2 separate regions of the Homo sapiens genome follow, and region 1 is linked to region 2. A link is a loop called in an ENCODE intact Hi-C map of the cell type or tissue named here. Cell type or tissue: transverse colon. All regions are shown on one strand. Each heading gives the region's core, and the rest is flanking DNA. Links, peaks and the distances in the headings are about the cores only.

Region 1 (8,315 bases), core at 142-8,141, 150 kb before region 2:
CTACTGGTCACTTTCTCTCCGTTTTCCAGCCGCTTCCTGTGCCGACCGAGCCGCCCTCTGGAGCCCGCCACCCCTCCTTGTCCCCTCTGTCTCCTGCTGTCCTCGGTCCCCGGGAGGAAAGTTGCATGAAGGGGTCTCTTTGAGGCGGGCTCGGGGACAAGGGCGGCCCGTGTTCCGCCGTGGGGGTGGGGAACACGCACAGGCCCACCCCCCACCCTGGTCAACGGCCTCGGGTCGGGCCCTGGGGGCTGAGGGCAGGGACCCCGGGCCGCTGGGGGACGGCTGGCCCACCTCAGAGCGGGTCCCCGAGCCGCCCGCTGTGCTGGTCACATGTGGGTTTGATTAAGGCTGTCGCTGGCCGTGCGGGGAGTCCAGCGGGCAGCGCTTCCCCGGCCCAAGTTTTTGGTTTCAGCTGCGGAATCTCCCGTCCCCAGCGTGGCCTGTCCTTTGTTCTAGCAAACGCCAAACACACGAGGACCCGGCAACCGGGGGAGGAAGGTGGTCACCAGGGCCGTCCTGCTGCCCCACCTGCCACAGGGCTGTGGGCTGCGGGCCGGACCCCCGGCCAGGGGAAGGAAGTGGCCTCCCCAGTGCCTGGCTTGGCCCAGCCACCTCCTGTTGCTCCGGGTCTGACCTGGTTGCCCAGCTCAAACCGCTGCCTGAGGGAACGGCCTTGCTGGTCCGCAGAGCCGACCTGGGCAGCACCGAGGCTGCCTCCTCCTTCCTCTCCTGCCTGCGGTATCCAGGGTTGCTGGGGACGGAGCCGACACCCTGCAGTGGGGCCCAGGGCTGGGTGAGCACCTTCCCGGGAAGCCGGGATCCAGCCAGAATCAGGGCTTTGTCGCGGACATCAGGGGTCTCTGCAGTTCTCAGATTTGGTGTCCAGGGGCACCTGCCCGGGACCTGTGCCTGAGTGGCGGGGGTGTCAGGCACAGCAGGGGGTGGTGCTGGGCCTCCGTATCCAAGGGGACCCTGTGGAGGGGACATCGGCTTGGGGAGAGGAGTGGCGTCAGCCGGCAGGCCTAAGGTGTGAGGCTGGGCTGGCCGGGGAGGGATGATGGGGTCGGGCAGGTGTGTGGGGGATGCGGGGACCCCAAGTCTTTGAGAGGGGCATACAGAAAGGCACTGGAGACGGGGACAGCCGCGATGGGGGGCAGACAGCAGCGTGGGCACCAGGGGACCGTGTGCTCGATGGGGCCTGCAGGCCCGGGCAGTGCCGCAGCGTCGCCGGCCGCCCCTTCCGCCCATTGGCCTGGCACCTGTGCCCAGGCGATGACTGTGTGGTCTGTCTCCACATCACACCCTCTCTGCTGTGAGAGGCGATGCCTGCACCCAGGGGACCCCGCACCCACCTCCTTGGGCCGCTATAAGGTGGGGCCCCGTTGGGTGGTCTGGCTGGCCGGCCCCGCCACTCCCACCGGTGACTGCACAGCGTCCGTCCAACCCACTCCCCAACCTGGGCTGGGTACCCCTGAGCTGGCCGCCAGGAGTCTCTGGGCCTGTTCCCAGCCGACCCGCATCGGGCTGGGGCGTCCAGGGCTTGGACCTGGCCGGCTGCCCTCACCTGTCCTGTTGGACCTGGCCGGCTGCCCTCACCTGTCCTGGCCACAACACCGCGTGTGCATTCCCACGGCTGCTCATGTGTGTTTGCGTGCAGCGGTGGGGAAGGGTGGCGTGCAGGTGTGCCTGGAGTCGCATCCGGCTGCAGGTTACATGTGTCTGTGTGTGGCAGGAGGCTGCGTGAATCCACAGGGCACAGCTCTGGCGTGTTTGCACATGTGTCTGCGTGATTGCATATGAGGTGCATGTGTGTGCATGAGTGTGTCTGTGCGTGGCACCCGCGTTTGCATGTGCGTGCCCTTGCACGGGATGTCTGCAGTGTCCGAGGTCCCTGTGCGTGTCTGCCTGTGGCATGCATGCGTTTTGTCTGTGCGTGGAGTGCAGGTGTGTGTGCGTGTCTGCGTGTGGGGTGCATGTAAGTGTGTCTCCCTGGGGGCAGTGCTGGCTGGCTGAGGGCCTGCAATGTGGGGGCAGTGGTGGCCCCAGCACGGTCCACAATGGCAACCCCGCTGTTGGCCCTCCCTCTCCTCCTCCCCTGGGGACGGGACCAGGGCCCGTGTGCAGACGGCCATCAAGCCTCAGAGCAGGGTGGACGCAGGGGCCTGTGGTCCCCGGGAGTCCCCACCTTCTGATTGGAAATCTGCAGCCTTGGGGGCACTGGGTGGGCGCTTGCCCACACTGGGCATCTCTGGGCTTCGGCCACCCTCCCGGGGTTCCCCACGGACCCAGTGGCCCTCGGGTGTGGGCAGCAGCCGGGTTCCCCTCAAACACTGGATGGAAAATGGTGACCTATGCAAGGGCTCACTCCCCGAGGGAGGAGCCGTCCCCCAGCAGAGGGCAGAGGTGAACGGGGTGTCTCGCTCCCCGTGGCTCCGCTGGCGTCCCTCGGCCTCTCGGGGAGCCGGCTTTGAAGGGGGTGATGCCGTGTTCTGCTGCATAAGGGTTTTTTGTTTTGTTTGAGAGAAGCTGGTCCACTCGGCATTGGGGGCGCTAGGAGAGCCGGGCGGTGGGCCTGGGGGATTCGGGGCCTGAGGGTGGGGTCCTGGAGGCCGTGGGGTACCTGGACTCAGACTCGGGAGTCTGGGAGACCTGGGCATGACGTCAGGCAGGTGGCTTAGCAGCCTGGAACCCCCAGGCCTGCTCTGCGAAGTGGGGGTGACGGAGCCCTGCGGTGGGTGCGGCTCGGCCGATAGGGCCTGGTGTGGATGGGCAAAGGCCTGAGGGTGGTCCCAGGGGTTAGTGTCCCCTCCCCAGAAGGGAAACCGAGGCAGCTCCTGTGGTGGGGAGGATGCTTCTGCCGAGGCACCATGGTCTCTGTGTCTCACGGTCTCTTTGGGTCTCTGTCTTCCCCATCTCTGGGCATCCTGGGGTGCCATGGGTGGCCCAGGCCTTCCGCCTCCACTGCAGGCCTCCCTGGGCGGCCTCAGTTTGCAGAGAAGGGAACAGAGGTTCCGTGGCGGGGGGCCGTGAACGCAGTGGGATTTGACCTTCCCCCGTCTCTGGGCTGACGTCTCCGCAGGTCTGCAGGGGACTGGCCCTACGTGGGTCCCTCGGGGTCACGGCGGAGGCAGTGGGTTGTGCATTCATGGGGGTCCGGGTGGTAGCGTTTCTGTGGAGCCGGTGGTCTCCTTGTCATCCATGAGGGTCCTGCCCCGGTGGCCGTGTGTTCCCCGGGACACGGCTTCTCTCCTCCCCAGGAACCGGGATGCAGCCAGGCCTTGCCCCTCAGTCCTGTGTGTGGGACCAGCCTCTCCTGCAGATGGGTCCTCAGGGAGAGCTGGGCTTTGTACCTTGCTGGGGGAAGGGCTGAGCTGCTCCCGTCCCTGTGCCCACCGTCCCGTCGCCCCAGACACGCGGCTGGAGCCTGCGGAGGAGCAGACGAGCCGGCGGGGTTTTTGCTTTAACCTCAAGCAGGCGTTTGAACTCTGTGGCCGAGTCGGTCCTGGTGGGGGGCTCGTGCCACACCTGCTCCCAGACCAGGCTGGTGTGGGGTCTGGCCGAGAGACTCAGCGGCGTGTCCCCCCAGCTCTGTGCGCCCCTTGTCCACCTGCCCTGTGGGTCAGGGGCCCCCAATTCAGGGACAGAGCAGCCGAGGCCCTGAAAGACGGTGACTCACCCAAGGCCACCCGGAAGTTGGGCAGAGTCCAGGGTGTCCCACCTGGGGCCGGCCCGGGGGAAGCCAGGGACAGCCCTGGGAGGGGCAGGAAGGTGGGTGGCCGACGGCAGCTGCACTCTGTACCAGGGCCACCCACGCCCACGGTGACGGAAGCCCAGGTGGGGCTGACCCTGCCCGGCCCATCTTTTTCCTATTTTGCTTCATTTCTAGGGCCCTGCCTCAGTTTACCCTCCTGCACCACAAGGCCATACTTGTCCTTTCTTGGGCAGACCTTGCACCATCCCGGGGACTGATTTCCCTTCAGGTCCCACCCAGGTCCTGAGCAGGAGGAAAAGCTCCAGTCCTCAGTCAGGGGGGACATCTCTTCCGTCCCTGGAAAAGCCAGGTGTGGGTGCTGTCACCCCAGCAGGTCTTGCTGGGGGTGGCAGGAGGGGACGGGCGGCCTCAGCCCCACGCTGGGCTTCAGGACCCGGGCTGCCTGCTCATCCGGCCAGCCTGGGCCTCCCCGGGAGCTTCTCCACCCTGGAAGAGAGATGCAGACGGGTGCAGGCGTCCACCTGCCCACCCACGGGGTCCTGGCTGCCGGCCACACCACTGCCTCAGTTTCCAGTCCTGGAAGGCAGCCCAGCCCACCCCCACCCCAGTTTTGGGTGAGATTCCTAATTAGTCGCTTAGCTATTAGCGTCTAATAACTTGACAATTGCCCGATTGGAGCTAATTAGCTCCAGGCCGCTTGCTGGAAGCTGGTGACAGCCAGGAGGCCCGGGTGGGCAGGAGGGGAGCCCTGCTGGGTGAGCCTCTGCCTGGGGCCTGGAGGGCTGCCTGGAGGCGTGGACTTTGGCACCCGCAGGTTGAGTGAGTGTGGGGGGAAGGTGTGGCCCGGCAGAGGGAACCCGGAGGAGTAAAAACTGCCACCGCTGCTCTGTCTGGGAAAAATCCCAAATCAGTCATTAACCCCTTAGTGAGAATTTCAGTCTCTCTGCCGCTCCGGGGAGGATTTGCATATCGAGGCTTCATCACTAATGGAGGAAGCGAAGGCTTTGTCTGCCTCTCCCCAGGTGCGGTTTTGGGGTGGGGGCCCCCTCCCCCCTGCAGGCGCCACCCTCAACAGGGGCAACGCGCCCACCTCGGGCTTGCCCGCCAACTTGGAACCGGGAATGCCAACACAGCAAGGCCGCTGCTATTTTAGAGACGCAAAGGGAAAAATACGGCCCCACTCCGGCAGGCAGAGCCGGGGGTGGGGGTTCCCCTGGGACCTGCCCTCCAACACACACACCTGTGGGCTGCTCCCCACAACTCTGGCATTGCAAAGTCCTCGCCTCTTGACCTTTTTAATTCACTCATTATTGAGCACCACTGTATGCAGGGCCTGTGTAGGGCCCTGGGGAGGGGACAGAGGAGGCCAACATCAGGATCCGGGATTCAGACAGCAAACCCTGTAAAGAGCAGATGTGATATGGGGCGGGGCACAGGGAACAGCACTGCAGGCAGTGGGAACAGCAGCTGCAGAGGCCCTTGGTGGGAACAGGGACAGCCGGGAGGCTGGTGTGGCTGGAAGGGAGGAGTCTTGGAGAGAGGAGGATGAGGAGGGCGCAGTGGATGGGCCACACAGGCCTGGAGGGGTGTGGATTTTATTCTGAGGATCAGGAATGGATGGAGGGCTCTGAGCCGCCGCCAACGTGTTACAGGGTCTGTTTTGCAGAAGAGCGAGGCTTGGGATATGGGGAGGCTGGGCCCCGGCAGACCCTCACCGCAGCCTGGAGGGGCCCGGGCACCTGGCCGCTCAGCCACACAGAAGCCTCGGTCTCTGACATTTTACCGAAGGCAGAACAGGAGGAGAGAACACAGTGGTGTCAGACGTGGGGGAAGGAGGCACCATTGGGGAACCAAGAGGCCAGAGGGGGACCTACAGGGCTGGTGCTGTGGGCACTTTCAGAGGCTGCTCTGTCTCAAGAAGTGTCCTGCTAGGAGCCAGGTTCTTTTTTTGGGTTGAATGTGGCTCCCTGGGGATCACTGCCGGGACAGGAGGGGAAACTGAGGCCAGAGGGCAGTGGGGAGCCCAGACGCCCCTGTGGTCCCTCCACGGAGGCCTCCCCTGCAGGGTGACCTGGGTGTGGGCAGTCCCAGGCGGGAGCTGGGCCTTGGCTACCATCGACCGCCTGATCAATGGGCTTTCACTTGGGCTGGGCAGGAACGAAAATGACTTTTCAAAAAGGCTGGAGCAGCTTCTGCATCGATCGTGCCCAAGGGGCCAGCGGGTCAATGAGATGCCTGTGCCCGGCCGGCCAATGGGGCAGCCTGAGGGGTGGGCTGAGGCCGAGCCCATCTCCATCTGAGCCTGTATGGGGGCTGCCCCCGTGTCTGTGCGGACGCACCCCGAGTGTCCAACAGCCGGGAGGACCATCCCCTTGCACGGAGGGGAAAGGGAGCCTCTGAGAGGAGGCCGGACCTCGAGACCCAAGGGTTCAAATCCAGACGCAAGCCCAGAACTGCAAGATTCCGAAGCCCCGGAAGGGCCCCTGCCCTCCAGGCCTGGTGCCCGGGGGAGATTTCCCTGCAACACGCCCTCCCATGTCCCCTGTGCTGGGCTCACAGGGGTGATGAAGGAGGCCTGGGAAGCTCTCTGTCCCTGGACGAATCCAACCAGGTAGGGAAGGGCTGGAGGGTGACTTCACCGCCTCCGCCGCCCTGCCTTGAAATTCTTTGCTCTGGAGATCTTCATGCCGGATCCCTAGTGGGGAAACTGAGGCGCAAGTGAGCACACCTGTCTGCCCCTTCTCACCCCTGGAGACCCAGGAACCCCCGGCCCCGCCTGGCGTGGCATCTCAGGGTGGCGGGGGGCCGGGCTGATGCCATCTGATAATCCCACCACCCTCTCTCTCGAGCTGCTGTGCCAATTAGTGCCCCCAGTGTGGGGCCTGCGGCGGGCTCACCCCTGCAGGCCGGGGTGGCGGTGGCTGTGCCGGGCTAGAGGCAGTGCCAGGGCCGGGATCGTAGCAGCCTGCACCCATGTGCTGCCAACACTGGTGGGGCCTCAGTTTCCCCTGCCTGTGCATGGAGGGAGGAGGCAGGAGCGGTGTGGGGGACCCCCCATTCCTCCCTGTTCAGGTCTTTTATGTGCTAATAAGCCCCTCTCAGGGCCCCCCTCGTGCCCCGCTTGGTCCAGGCCGCCGGTTACATGACAGGGGCCCTGGGGACCACAGCCGGGAGATCTAAGGGCTCCTGCCGCCATCGCCCGAGGCAGTGAGGGAAGGGGAGCCGCCGGTCCCTTCCTCGGCTGATCTCTATCCTCACAGACGAGGCTGGGTCAGGGGGCTCCCTGGAGGAAGGGGCCTGTGGGTTGCGTCTGGGGGACCTCAGGGCAAAGGCCTGGAGGCAGGGCTGGGGGCTGAGGTGTCAGGAGTGCAGGCACCCAAGAGGGAGACCAGGAGGCCGCCGGATTCCGGGGCTCGGGGCTCGGGAGGTTTCTGGGTTCCAGATGTGAGAGGGTGGTATGGGGCTCGCAGGGTCACACAGGAAGGCAGGGGTGGGGCTGGGAGTGGAGCCCAGGATGTCTCCGAGCTGGGCGGCAGGTGGAACTCGGCAGGCTGAGAGAGAGGGGGCGGTGGGCGGAACTCTGGGGGTGCTGAGAGGAGGGTGGAGGGATTCTTCACGCCAAGCTCCGTTCTCTTTGGGGAAACTGAGGCCAGGGTGGGGGCAGAGCTTGCCCCAGAGCGAGCTGGAATGCCCGACCTGTGTCCCCCACGCTGCCCCGGTCCTTCTCAACAGGTGGGAGTGCAGAATGAAAGCAGGGCTGGGGGCTGCCTGGAGGAGGCGGCACAGATGTTAAGCATGTTAGGTAGATGCGAAGTTTCTGGAGAGGGAATTCTTGTGGAGGGACAGCTCGTGCAGAGGCCCGGAGTCAGGAACCCCCCGCCGGCCCTTTGCACACAGGGGTCCAGATGTCACCCACCTGGACACCCACCTCGCTGCTGGCCCTGCCGTGGGGCTGTTGGGGACACTGAGGCAGGAGGTGGGGGGCAGTGCCAGGCAAGAGATCGTGGGCTCCCAACCTTGGAAGCCCGCCGTGATTGGGGTGTGCAACCCCACCTGCTGACCGCTATCACCATTCAGGGCCCAGGCGGAGTCCACCTTGTGAACTGACCCCTCCCCCATTCCCCGGCCTGACTTCCCCGTGCACCTGTCCCCTGACCCGTCCCTCCCCGCTCACCCTGTCCCGTGCCCTGTGCACCTGTCCCCGGAGCCATCTCTCCCCGCGCACACTGACCCGTGCCCCATGCACCTGTCCCCTGACCCTGTCCCCCCTGGCGCACCCTGACCCGTCCCCCGTGCTCCTGACCCCGGCCCTCGCCGCGCACCCCGACCCGTCCCTCGTGCTCCTGTCCCCTGACCCTGGCCCTCCCCGCGCACCCCGACCCGTGCCCCGTTCCTCGCTCCGGGCGCTGACCTCTGGCCGCCTTGTCCCCGCAGGTTCCACGCAGGCGCGGGGGACGACGGCGGGGGCTACACGGTGGAGGTGAGCATCAATGACTACCTGGACATCTACTGCCCGCACTATGGGGCGCCGCTGCCGCCGGCCGAGCGCATGGAGCACTACGTGCTGTACATGGTCAACGGCGAGGGCCACGCCTCCTGCGAC
Region 2 (8,272 bases), core at 273-8,272:
GCGGTGGTTCACGTCTGTGATCCTAGCACTTTGGGAGGCCGAGATGGGTGGATCACCTGAGGTCAGGAGTTCGAGACCAGCCTGACCAACGTGGTAAAACCTTGTCTCTACTGAAAATACAAAAAAATTAGCCTAACTGGGCATGGTGGCATGCGGCTATAATCTCAGCTACTTGAGAGGCTGAAGCAGGAGAGTCACTTGAACCCAGGAGGCGGAAATCGCACTCTAGCCCGGGCAACAAGAGCTAGACTCTGCCTCAAAAAAAAAAAAAAAAAAAAACCATGATTTGCTCGTGTTCTTACCTCTCGATTTGGAATTAAGTTACATTACAGAGAAAGTGTGGGTCCGTGTTTTTCTCTCTGTTTGGGAAAAGGTGGGTTGGACAGAGGAAGGATGGCCCAGGGTTATAAGCTTGGCTCCAGTACAGCCGGGAGACCCCCAGGCAGCATGAGTCGGTGGGACTGGACCTGCCTGGCTGGTGTCCAGAGGGGCCCGTAGCCAGTGGGACGGTGCTGCACGTGGTCGTGCCTCAAGCCCTCCACTGCACCGGGCGCCCTGGCCAACCCTGCCAGGAAGTAAGGAGACCGGGGAGGCCACTGAGGGCCTGGACCTGGCTGGGTAGTCAGAAGTGGGGGCAAGTCTTGGCTGGCAGCCCCTGAGATGTGTAGAATGTTTGAAAATTCGCCTGTGGGTTGACCTGAACCCACCGGGCTTGAAACCAACGGTCCAAAGTTTGGAGTGTGGTCTTAAGGAAGGAGACCACTACTACTCCTGCTGCCTTCCTCCCACCACCTTGCCTAGTTCACAAGACAGGAGGAGAGAAAATGCAAAAAGTTGGAAAAAAAATGCAAAAGTAAGATAAACAGACAACCTTGGCACCACCACCCGGCCCTAGGAGTTAAAAAAAAAGTAATAATAACATCAACCACTGACCTAAACTACTTGTGTTATCTGTAAATTCCAGACACTACGAAAAAGCATTGTAAAACTTTCTGTTGTGTTAGCTGATGCATGCAGCCCCCACTCACGTTTTCCACACTTGCTTGATGTATCACGACCCTTTCACGTGGACCCCTTAAAGTTGTAAGCCTTTAAAAAGGCCAAGAATCTCTTTTTCGGGGAGCTTAAGACGCGAGTCTGCTGATGCTGCCGGCCGAATAAAAACCTCTTCTTTAATCCAGTGTCAGGAGTTTTGTCTGTGGCTCATCCTGCTACAGTCTGGCTGCTAGGTGGCCGCCGGAGGTCTCTGGGCAGCACTGGCCAGGTTCACTTCAGCGTGAACAGCAGAAGCTTGTACGGGACCCAGCTTCGAAGGCCCACCCCAGGTCCAGCTCAAGGAGAGGGAGGGAAGGCATGTGTAGGCAGGGTTCATTGTAGTCTCGGTTGTCAGCATTCAGAATTCTTTTTATTTTTTGAGACAGAGTCTCGCTCTGTCGCCCAGGTTGGAGTTGAGTGGCACGATCTCGGCTCACTGCAGCCTCCACCTCCCAGGTTAAAGCAATTCTCCTGCCTCAGCCTCCCGAGTAGCTGGGATTACAGAAGCACGCCACCACGCCTGGTTAATTTTTGTATTTTTAGTCGAGACAGGATTTCACCATGTTGGCCAGGCTGGTCTCCAATTCCCAACCTCAGGTGATCCGCCTTCCTCGGCCTCTGAAAGTGCTGTGCTCCAGCCTGGGCGACGGAGACTCCGCCTCAAAAAAAAAAAAAAAAAAAAAAGAAATTGCTGAGGTGTTAGGTGCTTTTCGCCTCAGATAAGCAAAGTGGGAAATTAGTGGATGTCCCACTGAAACAGCTTTATCTGCAACATGGTTTTCAACCCTGAGCCTTAGAAATCAAAAGTGCCGGAAACCATGGTGCACACTTGAAGTCTTTACCGAGGCCCCGTCTAAAAAAAACAAATGGAGCCGGGCGCGGTGGCTCACGCCTGTAATCCCAGCACTTTGGGAGGCCGAGGCGGGCGGATCACGAGGCCAGGAGATCAAGACCATCCTGGCTAACATGGTGAAACCCCATCTCTACTAAAAACACACACAAAAAATCAGCTGGGCGTGGTGGCGGGCGCCTGTAGTCCCAGCTACTGGAGAGGCTGAGGCGGGAGAATGGCGTGAACCCGGGAGGCGGAGCTTGCAGTGAGCCGAGATCGCGCCACTGCACTCCAGCCTGGGGGACAGAGCGAGACTCCGTCTCAAAAAAAGAAAAAAATAAATAAATGGAAATGACAGAGCTTTTGAGCTACCAGGTCTATCTGCAGAGCAAATGACACAGAGATGTGTGGGGCCGCGCCCATCATGAGGCAGCTAGCTGGGAACAAGCCCCAGGGGGCCCTCCCTGAGGAAAGCATAATAGGAATGGGTGCTGGGCCTCACTTCGCTTTTGCAGAGCTTTACTGGCACCCAGCTGTGCCCATTCATACCTGTATTACTTCTGCCAGGCAGACGCTGAAAATTTACTGTCTGGACCTTTACGGGAAGTTTCCTGTCCATAAAAGCCCTCCCTGCACACGCCCCTGCTGGCTAGCACGTGGCTGCTAATGGGTACTTCCCTTGGTTTTCTGCAGTTGGAATCCAGCATGTGTGATCAGGGAAAATATGTATTAGTATTTAAAGCAAAAAGATACCCCCAGTTCAGAGAGACACATGTCTTGGTGGCCAGGTGGTGCCCTAGGTCCACAAGAATTTGGGGGGTGTCCAGGAGGTGGGGTGGGAGCCTCTAACTAGCACTAGGGTGCCACTGTCGAGGGCCACTCCCAACTCAAGGCCCAGGCTCTGTCTTTAGGCCTCTCTGGCCATATCCGCACTTCTTTTTTTTTTTTTTTTTTTTTTTTCTGAGACGGAGTCTAGCTCTGCCGCCCAGGCTGGAGTGCACTGGCAGAATCTCAGCTCATTGCAACCTCCGCCTCCTGGGTTCAAGCGATTCTGCTCAGCCTCCCGACTAGCTGAGACTACAGGCATGCGCCAAGACGCCGGTTAATTTTTTGTATTTTTAGTATAGACGGGGTTTTGCCATGTTGGCCAGGCTGGTCTCGAACTCCTGACCTCAAGTGATCCACCCGCTTCGGCCTCCCAAAATGCTGGGATTACAGGCGGGAGCCACCGTGCCCGGCCCCACGCTTCTGTTTCTACCCTCTGGTCCCACACCCCGCTCCAGAATCTGCATGGACTCTCCCAGACCTGCCCGGCCCCATCTGTGCCGTCTCAGACAGACAGCTCCGTCCTCATCAGGTTCAGGTCTGGCCCCGGCGCTTGCGGGTCAGCTGCCTTCAGGCCCTGTCCTGGTTCCCGGCGCTTCTCACATCCCCGCGGCCTCCCCCCTGGACGGCAGTTTACACTGAACTCGGCGCCCTCCCCTGACTTCTGAAGGAGGAGTCCTGGGTGGCCCCGAAGCCTCCCCGGCAGCCGCACGGCTCCGTCCCCGCTCCAGGGTTCAGCTGAGGCACCTGCTGGAGGCGGCCTGTCCCCGCCGCCCTGCTAAAGCGGCGCCCCTTTCTCCGGCCGCTCGTTCTTTGGTTTCCAGGGACTTTGCACAATTCATAACACCCCTCTTAGCCCCCATCCTGCCCGGGCCGCATCTTCCGCCCGATCATCCGGCCCTCGACCCGCGCAGCCGCCTCCGCCCTCCTCTCCCGGCACCGCCCACGGCCTGTTCTCCCCGCAGCCGCCAGCGGGCGCCCGCGAGCCTGGAGCCGGGCGCGGCCCTGCTCTGTCCACAGCCCGCGGTGGCTCCCACCTCCCGCTGGGCCTGCGCGACCTGCCCCCCGGGGCCTCCCAGCCCTCACTGCCCTCGCGGGCTGCACTCTCCCCCAACACTCCCCAGGGCTGTTCGGCCTCCCCAGCAGCTCCCCATGCCCTGCCCGCCGCGCTGGCGTCTCTCCCAGCCCGCTGCAGTCCCCTCGTTCACGTCAGCTTCCCAAGGGCCTGGATTTTGTTTTGTTCAGTGCAGGGGGACCCAGCACACAGTAGGTGCTTTATAAATGCTTGTTGCATGAATGTCCGCGTTCGGTGTCGCCCCCTTACGGCGGCCCCCCGCGCGCCCAGCTCGGCGCCCAGCAAGCCTTGTGCGCGCAGGTGATGTTTGCTGAATGACTAATGAACCTCAGCGCGCCAAGCCGGGCTGATTCGGGGGTGGTTCCGAGCTTCCGCAGGGTGACCGTCCGCGGGCAGCGGACCACAGCCGCATGGCGACGCCGCCTCTGGCCCCCCGCGACCCCCATTCCCCGTGGGACCTCTCGTGCCCCCACCCCCACCCGGCCTCCTCCCCGCCGCCTCGGGCCCCCCCAGCCTCCTCCGCATTCGAACTCCCCAGCGTGGTCGGACCCGGACCCTGGCGCCGCTCGGCCCACGCGAGTCCCCTCCCCTCTCTCCCATCCTTGGATCTCCCACCGCCCCTCCGCAGCCTCGGTCCCGCGAGACTCCCCAGCCCCCGCGAGCACCCCCAGACCCCACGGTACGCCCTCGCCCCTTTCGGGAGGAGCCCCGCCCCGGGCCCGCGGACTGACCCCTCCCGCCCCTCTCCGCGCAGGCGCAGGGCGGCCCCGTTCGCGTCCCGCACCCCCACCCTGGCCGCCGAGGGGCGGGGCGCGGCGGGTCCGGGGCGGCCGCGGCTCCATGGGGCTCCTGGGGCTCCTGAGCCTGCTGCACTCGGCCTTCTTCGGGGACCAGGTAGGGCGCGTGGGTCGAGCCGTTGGGGAGGGCTCCGGGCCGCGCAGGAACGGGGCGGGGTCCACACCGCGGGAACAGCGGGCGCGGCGGCGGGGGGCGCATGGGGCGAGCGCGCGGAGGCTGCAGAGTCGGGGGTCTAGTGCCGTCGCCGTAGAGACCGTTGCCGGGAAACCGCCTCGGAAGGCTGGCGGGGATGGAAGCCCCTCTCGTGCGCCGCTGCGACCCCCAGCCCCGGGTCTGCGCAAGCGCAGGGCTCGCCCAGCCCAGCCCTCGGCCTCTGCAGGAGACCCTCGGACCCCTCCTCACTGCGCCGACGCGGAGGCTGCGCCAGCTGGGGCGGCGGGGGCGGCTGCGGGGGCATCCTGCGGAGGCTCGGCCCTGCGCAGGGTGGGGGCCTGGGCCACGCCCTGCGCTTCTTTGGGCCTCAGTTTCCCCTTCTGGGCGCGAGCGTATGGCCTGCTTTGACGTTCGCCGCCGCTGCTGTTCGTATCCGTCCGCTCCCGACCCCAGCGCTTCTCCAGCCTCCGGAATCGTCTGAATTTCGCGGCTGTGACATCCCTCATTGGAGGGGAAACTGAGGCTGGGGGGTGCAGCGGGGAGCCCAAGGTCACGCTTCGAGGCCGGAGCCTCGTTGCGGAGCTAAGGCGCCCGCAAGAGAACGCGGGGCGGGGGCCGGGGAGCTGTCCGCGGTGCTGACGGAGGCGCACGTCTGCCGACTCGCCGCCGGGGAAACTGAGGCCCATAGCGGCGGTCAGGCTTCAGGGCGCGGCCTGGACCGGCCTACCCCACCCTCCCCCACCTCCGGTGGCCTCCTCACCGGTCAGGGCTCTGCCCGGCCACCCAGCCGGCGGCGGGCCGTCTCTATCCTCCCGCGATGACCTGGTGCCTTCTCTGTCCCCACCCAGCTCCCGATGGGGGCCGCCCCTGTTTCTGCCTCTAGCCCCTGGCACAGAGGAGGCATCAAGGGGGCGGGGACAGCTCGAGGTCAGACTCAGAAGGCTCAAAGACACTCCAAGAGTGAGCCGTGTGCCAGGCTGCGGACTTGCGGGGAGGTGTCACAGGACAGGGGTGGGGGAGTGAGCATTTCATGGAACTTCCCCTTTAGCCCAGCAGCAGTAGGGGGCGTGGAGGACCCCAGGGAGGAGCCTAGGTCGGGGTCTTGGGCTAGGCCCTGCGTTCTGCAGTGGGAGAAGGGGGAGACCTCTCTCAGTCTCCTGAAGTCCTAGGGGGCTGTGGGGGGTTCTTGAGGCTCTGAAATGTCTGGTGATGTCTGAGTGTGGCTGTGGTTCAAGGATTTACAGGGTCGAGGATTTTAGTGTGTGGGGGGGGATTGTTCAGGGACATAATGTTTTGTAGATTTGGGGCCAAGGGCATCTTGTCTTGGGGTCTCAGCCCCCATGTACCCTCAGCCCTCCAGGCCCTGGCCACCCCCAGAGGGATAAGAAGGGAGGTTCAGTGTCACTCCGGAGGCCTGGCTGGCACAGGTGAACTCAGGCAACACGTTCCCTGGCCCAGGCCTCAGTTTCCCCATGTATACAAGGACAGGACTGACCTTGGATCCCCCAAACCCCTGCCTGATGGGGGCCTGGGGAGCTGAGACATCTGAAACTACACAGGGAGGTGGGACTTAGTTCCTCTTTGGGGGAGGCAGGGATCATCCAACCCACCCTTCAGTAAACAAGACTGGAAACCGAGGCCAGAGAGAGACATGCCCAGGGGGACACAGGGACAACAAGGCTGAGCTGAAGCCAGGGCCCTGGGCTCTGCATCCCCAACCCCATTTCAGCCTCGCCCAGCTCTGCCCCGGCTTGACCTGTCAAACCCCACCACGCGCCCTACCCCATGGCTCCACCAGACACCCCCTGTGTCCCAAGCATGCATTGATCTTCCCTCAGCCTGGAACGCCTCTCCTCCTGATCACTGCTGTTCACTTCTCAGGGCAGCCTTCCAGCCTCCAGAAAAAAATCCCCTTCGAGGCGGGCGGATCATGAGGTCAGGAGTTTGAGACCAGCCCGACCAACACGGTGAAACCCCCTCTCTATTAAAAATACAAAAATTAGCTGGCAAGGTGGTACATGCCTGTAATCCCAGTTACTGAGGAGTCTGAGGCAGGAGAATCACTTGAACCCAGGAGGCGGAGGTTGCGGTGAGCCGAGATGGCGCCACTGCACTGCAGCCTGGGGGACAGAGCAAGACCCCATCTAAAAAAAAAAAAAAAAAAAGGCCGGGCGTGGTGGTTCACGCCTGTAATCCCAGCACTTTGGGAGGCCGAGGCGGGTGGATCACGAGGTCAGGAGATCGAGACCATCCTGGCTAACGTGAAATCCCGTCTCTACTAAAAAATACAAAAAATTAGCCTGGGCGTGGTGGCGGGCGCCTGTAGTCCCAGCTACTCGGGAGGCTGAGGCAGGAGAATGGCGTGAACCTGGGAGGCGGAGCTTGCAGTGAGCCGAGAACGTGCCACTGCACTCCAGCCTGGGCTACAGAGCAAGACTCCGTCTCAAAAAAAAAAAAAAGAAAAAAAAGAAAAAGAAAAAAGAAAAGATCCCCTGTGTCTGCCCACTGCATTGCCTCCCCAGACCCAACCAGTGGGGACAGCTGCGTCCAGCTCTGGGGGCTCCCAGACAGCCAGGCCGAAGGGCTCTCAGCCCCTGGCAGTGCTGGCCCGGGACAAGGCCCTCGGGTCTTCAGCTCAAGGCCCAACAGGAAACAGCACGGGTCCTCCCTTGCCTTTGTCTACGGGGCCTTGAATACTCGGACCTTCCCACCCTCTCCTATCATTCCCTGCACCAGCCCTTGCAGAATCTTCCGCCTCCTCTCCATTTTACAGAGGAGGAAACCGAGGGTTGAGCGGCGAATGATTTGCCCTGCCTGCCCAGCACGGAAAAAAATCACTCTTCTGGCCCCAGTCGCCTCCCTTTCTGTGCTGTGAGTCTGTGTCCAGAGCAGGAAGGGCTGCTCCGAGCTGCAGGGACGGGCTCTGTGTGTTAAACCTTCAAATGGCTTCCAGGGACTCATGGAGCATCCAGGACACCTGGAGATGGCGACTCCTGGGACCCCTGGCCCTTCCCTCCTCTGGCCTTCGGTCCGTGAGGGTGAATTAAGTGTGCCACCCACCAGGGGCAGAGACACATGGAGACAGAGATTGAGAGACAGAGAACAGAGGGGGAGACAGAAAGAGAGAGGGACATGAAGAGCAACGGAGTTACAGGAGGATCTGACGCTCCGTTGGGGAGACAGGGAGAAATGTGGGGAGATGCAGCGTCCCAGGTGCTCCCCAGTGGCCCTGCCCCTCCTCCCCTCTCCCCTCCCCACCAGGCAGGACCCTCAGGGAGCTCCAGCCTGGACCCGAACCCTGTCCCACCCTGACGCACCTGCACCAGGCCAGGCTGGACCTGTGGGGTGGGTGCAGGCCTGGCCCCAGCCCGGCCACTGCCCTGGAAACCCCTCCCCCGCCAAGATGCTGATGTAACATCCAGGATTTGATGTTTTACTCTCCAATTCTGCAAATCCAGACGCAGGAGGTTTTAAGAGGCCGTTGCACCCTGCAATAAAGTGCGGGACACAGGAATCTTGGTCCTCGGGGCACCCCCTTCCCTCGGGGGGGTTTC

What was found. Hi-C counts contacts between places; a loop is a spot of excess contacts. Peaks named below come from ENCODE experiments on the same cell type or tissue, not always from the same donor. Only the 100,000 strongest peaks of a DNase experiment are listed, where the experiment ranks them.
Region 1: a loop joins it to region 2, with 2.6 times the contacts of the local background. A loop is called at or near these places in 7 of 110 quality-filtered maps.

Annotation. Positions count from the first base shown.
Region 1 is chr19:1,287,399-1,295,713 of GRCh38, forward strand. EFNA2 (ephrin A2) reads left to right here. Exons shown (of 4, transcript NM_001405.4): 2 at 8,147-8,315. Among named protein-coding and RNA genes, the nearest start is that of EFNA2, 5.7 kb to the left of the region's middle. RefSeq lists enhancers at 565-1,151, 3,930-4,810, 6,363-6,932 and a silencer at 4,873-4,952. In transverse colon, for the core only: no CTCF peak of the experiment used is centred there; DNase peaks (open chromatin) are centred at 3,733 and 4,519; H3K4me3 peaks cover 1,641 bases; H3K27ac peaks cover 2,020 bases; H3K27me3 peaks cover 7,300 bases.
Region 2 is chr19:1,441,681-1,449,952 of GRCh38, forward strand. It overlaps a transcript of APC2 not described here. Among named protein-coding and RNA genes, the nearest start is that of APC2, 4.3 kb to the right of the region's middle. RefSeq lists silencers at 3,551-3,940, 3,991-4,090, 4,551-4,600, 5,250-5,544. In transverse colon, for the core only: CTCF peaks have their summits at 3,659 (motif pointing right) and 3,862; a DNase peak (open chromatin) is centred at 3,660; H3K4me3 peaks cover 1,972 bases; H3K27ac peaks cover 346 bases; H3K27me3 peaks cover 4,619 bases.